Regions from separate parts of the Mus musculus genome. Here region 2 is linked to region 1. Evidence: chromatin contacts called from ENCODE POLR2A ChIA-PET data. All regions are on one chromosome and are shown on one strand. The core of a region is the stretch at or near the end of the contact, and the rest is flanking DNA. Distances in the headings are between cores, read along the strand shown.

Region 1 (2,994 bases), core at 325-2,824:
TATAATCTATACGCAGTCTATTGATCACTCTGTTAAGACTCACCGTTAAGGAAAATTGCTTATCCTTAGACAAATGGCTTTAAGACGTTGGTATTTTATGAGCAGCTCTGTAGTTACAGACGGTGTCTGAGGAGCCCAGGCTTGAACAGATCCAGTTTCAGTACAGTCTATATAAATTATATAATAAACATTATATAACTGTCTTCGTGGCCTGTATTGTTAAATTTTAAATAGTGTACAGCAGTTAACAGGGAAGAGGCCCAATTCTGTGCCATTTAAAACGATTTAAAGGTAACTCATTTAACCCCCTCCTCTCCCTTTCCCAACCACGCTCCTGATTTACCTGTAACTCAACCATTCGTCATGCTGCTTAAAGAAGTCACAATCATCTATAAAAGCATGTCCTTAGTATGATGCTGCTTTAAACTTTATGACAAAGGACACTGCTGTACTCTCACACCTAGTTTAACCAGAACCTGACAAATCACTTTGCTCCCCAAGGTTAAGCTACTTAAGTGGATCCGATTAACCAGTTCCAAAGGCCTGCAGGACCACCATGCTCATCTGTAATCCTACCACTAAGCAGGCTGAAGCAGCCTAGAGACCGGCTCCCCACCCCCACAAAGGAAACCAGCAAAACTCCAAAGTTGTAAATCGCCTTGTAACAGAACATTTATATAAACAAGTAGATTTGAAATACCAAGTCTCCCCTCAGAAACCTTTGAAAACCCCGTCCTAACTGGAAGACTTGAACATGTCAATTTAACCCAGTTTCAATAGAAACACTAGCATCTAAACCAGAACCTTATACTAATTTCTATTATTAAGTATCCCCTTAATGTCCAAACACGAACGTTAACTGCAACCTTGTGTCTGACACGGAGTGGTGGGGAGAAACTCGAACGCCTCCAACGGCCCGCAGGCCACCCGCAGATGAAGCCGTTGGTCTCCCTTGAGCTCCCCAAGCGCCGCACAGGGATGCAGGAATGCACGGAAGGAGTCAGGAGAACTGGCCTGGCCAGTAACTGGCGACAGGCTCAGTGTACAGCGCTTTCTAATGAGGTTGTGGGTGGCTCTGAAAAGAGCCTTTGGTGTCTGTAAAAGTCGCACTAACGACCGGTAGGGGCCTCACTTGCCCTTGGCCTTGTGGTGGCTCTCGGTCTTCTTGGGCAGTAGCACGGCCTGGATGTTGGGCAGGACGCCGCCCTGCGCGATGGTCACGCGGCCCAGCAGCTTGTTGAGCTCCTCGTCGTTGCGGATGGCCAACTGCAGGTGGCGCGGGATGATTCGCGTCTTCTTATTGTCGCGGGCCGCATTACCAGCCAATTCCAGGATCTCAGCAGTCAGATATTCTAGCACAGCCGCCAGGTACACCGGGGCACCAGCGCCGACCCGCTCCGAATAATTACCCTTACGGAGAAGGCGGTGCACACGGCCCACTGGAAACTGCAGGCCGGCACGGGAAGAACGAGACTTCGCTTTTGCACGAGCTTTGCCGCCCTGCTTGCCACGACCAGACATCTTCCACTGATAACCAAAAGTACGCAAAAACAGAAAAGAAACCTAGCGAAAACGAATTCGTAAGCGCCAGCAAGCTCTTATATATGATCAGGAGGGAGGCTAGACTGCACCTTCCTATTGGATGCCAACAAGAACCAATCAGAAAAGAACGCGGAGCCTTCCTAATTTGCATATGCCTTACCCCGCGATGACGTAATGTAAAATTGTATTCAATCAAAGGGAGTGATGCCTGATCCTTCATTTGAATGCAAGGCATACAAATATTCTTGCTACAGGGGCGTCCGCGTTTCCGTAGTACAACTAGACATTATGCCTGATCCATCCAAATCAGCTCCAGCCCCCAAGAAAGGCTCCAAAAAGGCGGTCACCAAGGCGCAGAAAAAGGATGGCAAGAAACGCAAACGGGGCCGCAAGGAGAGCTACTCCATCTACGTGTACAAGGTGCTGAAGCAGGTGCATCCGGACACCGGCATCTCGTCTAAGGCCATGGGCATCATGAACTCGTTCGTCAATGACATCTTCGAGCGCATCGCCAGCGAGGCCTCCCGCCTGGCGCATTACAACAAGCGCTCGACCATCACGTCCCGCGAGGTGCAGACAGCCGTGCGCCTGCTGCTGCCCGGGGAGCTGGCCAAGCATGCTGTGTCCGAGGGCACCAAGGCAGTCACCAAATACACCAGCTCCAAGTGAGGCGCGGCGAGGGTGCCCTCAATTCAAAGGCTCTTTTCAGAGCCACCCATACAGTCGTTAAAAGGGTCTTGAACACAGTGCGGGCCACTGACGATTGCCACGCGCCCGAGGCGTTCCCTGACACTGGGTGCGGCCAAGTCCGATTTTTGAGCGAGAAATGTGGGGGTATGGCTGCTTTGCCCTTCCTAAGCGTAGAGTGTGAACGACAGCTGCAGGAGCAGGCAAGGGGCGTGAGTCCTCTCCCCAAGCCTGAAGTTTCGGTGGGCGAGGTCACAGTGAGGTGGTATTCTGGATGTGGGCCCCCTTGGTGGCCTCTGAATCTGTGTTCCCTTTAGCACCCTTTCCATCCTTTTCTGGAATAGAGAGGCGTCTTTAGCCCCTGAAAACTATTCTGACATTATATCATGTCAATAAACCCTGCACTAGCAGTATGCTGGAAACGGGGCGGGGGGAGGGGCGGCACACCGCAAAGCCTGTGTGCAGGAGCTAGGATGTAATTAGCCTGAGCTGCCAGCAAGCAGTTTCAGTGGTTAGGGGATGGGAGGTGGGAAAGAGTTCCGTTGTTTTGAGCAAGAGTTGTTCCCCTAAAGCTGCATAATTTTCTGTGAAGCATTAGTAAAAGAATAATCCACACTCAGCATTTATTTGGAGAACGTCATTAAAAATTTTTTTATTAGATATTTTCTTTATTTACATTTCAAATCCTATCTCCCTTTCTGGTTTCCCCTCCGAAAACACCCTATTTCCTCCTCCTTCCCCTGCTCACCAACCCACCCACTCCTG
Region 2 (2,994 bases), core at 343-2,842, 41 kb before region 1:
GCATCCAAGGGTGCTTCTAGGATGATGAAGACAGGGACTATTGGCCTAGCTGTGGGACCAGTCCATCACAGATTGGCCTGTTAGCCTTGGGCCACGGCACTTGGCAGAGATGAGGCACTAACCAGGGCCACTCCATAGCATCTGCACTGTGCCCTGGTGAGGTGGACTGAGAGGGATCTAGACAGAGACTGCCAGGCAGGTGGACCCCCACACTAGTAGAGGTGCCAGCCTCTTCTATTCATCCTAGCTTGAAGCCCCTCTCCATCAAATGACAGAACAAGTAGAGGGCAGGCCTGGCAGCTGGTGAGAGTGAGACAGGTGTGGCCAGAGGTTGTTCCTTGAGGGTTGAGTGTCCACACTGACCACAGAGTTGCCCTTGCAGAGCGCCCTTCATCTTCTCCACGCCCTGAGGTGGGGGAACTATACAAGGATGCGGTGCTGCTGGTCTGGAAGCCTGTGGAATCCTGTGGCCCGGTGACCTACATTGTGCAGTGCTGTATAGAAGGTATAGGCTTTCTGAGGCTTGGGACTCTGAAGGATTGGCATGGAAAGGCACTGTTGGGTGTGTCTGCTCTCTGCCTGTGGGTGGCCTCAGGAGAGGGGTTCCCTTGACTCTCCACAACAGCTTCTTACTCTCTCCTGTGTGGTCAGGAGGCAGCTGGACAACCCTGGCTTCAGACATCTCTGACTGCTGCTACCTCACTGGCAAGCTATCGAGGGGTGGCATGTATATCTTCCGGACAGCATGTGTCAGCAAAGCAGGAATGGGCCCCTACAGCAGCCCCTCAGAACAGGTCCTCCTCGGAGGACCCAACCACCTGGGTGAGCTTTGGGGCCGATGGGGCAGATAAGGGTGGCTATCAGATCAGGCATAGACATCCTCTTGTCCATGAATGATCTACATGCCTGCATTCAACATTCAAAGCCTGCACTCCCTGGAGATCCCATGGACCTCCTGTCCCCTTTCACTCACTGACACACCCCCTCATGTCACCCTGGCAGTTGATTTTGACTTTTCTGGGTGTTCTGTTTGCATCTGATGGAAGAGTCCTGCTGTGGTTGATTAGAAGTGGATGGTGTAGACTCAAGAATGGTGGATGTCATTGGATTGCTATCCCATTCCATCCTGGAATGCTCTCTGCCATTTTCACAGATGCAATTAGTTAAGATAACAGATCCTACCTAGACCCCAACCTATCCACACACAAAGCTAGTTGATCAAGGAACGAGAGGTCAGAGTGATGGGAGCTTAAAGGGTCATTTTTGTAGTGCTCGGGAAGGGACTGAGAGATGTGGGAGGGACAGGGCTGCCTGGATGTCCCTCCATGACTAGGTTCCCTATCTCATCTCTCACAGCCTCTGAGGAGGAAAGCAGCCGGGGGAGGCCAGCCCAGCTTCTCCCCAGCACAAAGACCTTTGCCTTCCAGATGCAGATCCGGAGGTGCGGGGTGTTTGTAGAGGGTGGGAGGGTGGAGACTGTCCCCCAGCTCTTCCTGGGGGCTTTCCATGACCCACACTCCAGTGCAACTGCCCAGCATGTCTGTCATTGTCCCCTGACCTTATCTGCTCCCTGAGCTTGGTCCTCGCTGCTCTAATTGTGTGGGGACTACACGCAAGCTCCCCACATTTCCTTCCTGCAGGGGCCGCTTCAGTGTGGTGCGGCAGTGCAGGGAGAAGGCAAGTGGGCGGGCCCTAGCTGCTAAGATCGTTCCCTACCAACCTGAGGACAAGACAGCTGTACTAAGAGAATACGAGGCACTTAAGAGACTGCACCACCCACATCTGGCCCAACTCCATGCCGCCTACCTCAGTCCCCGGCACCTGGTGCTCATCCTGGAGCTGTGCTCTGGCCCTGAGCTGCTACCCTCTTTGGCAGAGAGGTGAGGGGTAGCCTGGTCTGCCTGTGAGATGATCAGTCATGCAAGCAGAGATCTCTGGGAGGGACTGTGAGAACTGTCTGACCCTATCTAGCTGGGACTCTGCAGAACCTGAGGCCCCTTCTGGCTTGCCAAGGGCAGTGTTCTCGGCCTTCCCACATGTGCCAAGCCCTGCTAGGATACCCATTCTACCTGCCTTGGGCCTGTTCTGAACCGTCTGTGCCCCTAGGGAATCCTACTCAGAGTCTGATGTGAAGGACTACCTGTGGCAGATGCTGAGTGCCACCCAGTACCTGCATGCCCAACACATCCTGCACCTGGACCTGAGGTCCGAGAACATGATGGTCACTGAGTACAACCTGCTTAAGGTTATAGACCTGGGAAATGCCCAGAGTCTCGACCAAGAGAAGGTCCCAGCCCCTGAGAACTTCAAAGACTACCTGGAGACCATGGGTACGTATATAACTCCTGATCTGTCGGGGCAGGGAGGAAGTTCTTCCCTCCGTGTCTGCCCTCACTCTCGGCTCCACTGACATCCACCAGCCTCTCACTAGGGCCAGCCGCTTGTGCTTGGCTCTATTCACTTGGGCCCAGATGCCCTGCATGCCAGCTGGCTCCTCCACTGACATCTACCACCTGACCTACCCACCTGTGCCCAACCTCATCTTCACCCATGCTTCTCTGCAGCTCCAGAACTCCTGGAAGGTCAAGGGGCTGTTCCACAGACAGACATTTGGGCTATTGGTGTAACAGCCTTCATTATGTGAGTCCTTCCCAGGTGTCTGGGGAAACTGCTAGGGGGGTGGGTCAAGCTACAAACCCTGTGCACCCCCACAAATACATCCAGAGATTAATTTGGTCCCTATGCTCCACCATTCTCTACGGGGAGCTTGATGTCCCAGTATCTCCTATCCATCCAAGGGTAACTGAGTCTCCTGTGCTCCTCACCCACGCAGGCTGAGTGGCGAGTACCCAGAGAGCAGCGAGGGGACTCGCGACCTGCAGAAAGGCTTGCGCAAGGGACTCATTCGGTTGAGTCGCTGCTATGCAGGATTATCAGGAGGAGCCGTAGCCTTCCTGCAGAGTTCATTATGTGCTCAACCCTGGTAAGGAGCTC

What was found. ChIA-PET counts read pairs that join two places held with the same protein, here RNA polymerase II (POLR2A).
Region 2: POLR2A ChIA-PET joins it to region 1 with 11 read pairs in embryonic stem cell. The contact joins the enhancer-like site here to the promoter of H2aw in region 1. POLR2A ChIA-PET finds 5 or more read pairs at or near these places in 4 of 5 experiments (Patski and embryonic stem cell).

Annotation. Positions count from the first base shown.
Region 1 is chr11:58,953,265-58,956,258 of GRCm38, reverse strand. H2aw (H2A.W histone) reads right to left here and starts at 1,574. Exons shown (of 1, transcript NM_178218.4): 1 at 1,067-1,574. The coding sequence starts at 1,521. The coding sequence ends at 1,129. It also overlaps the pseudogene H2bu1-ps and a transcript of Trim17 not described here.
Region 2 is chr11:58,994,674-58,997,667 of GRCm38, reverse strand. Obscn (obscurin, cytoskeletal calmodulin and titin-interacting RhoGEF) reads left to right here. Exons shown (of 104, transcript NM_001171512.2): 97 at 383-505; 98 at 652-822; 99 at 1,357-1,441; 100 at 1,641-1,880; 101 at 2,107-2,330; 102 at 2,565-2,640; 103 at 2,834-2,983. Among named protein-coding and RNA genes, the nearest start is that of Gm51863, 3.6 kb to the right of the region's middle. Within about 2 kb of position 1,592, at least 1 of the 3 ENCODE cell types and tissues checked has a DNase peak (open chromatin) inside an H3K27ac peak, as active enhancers do.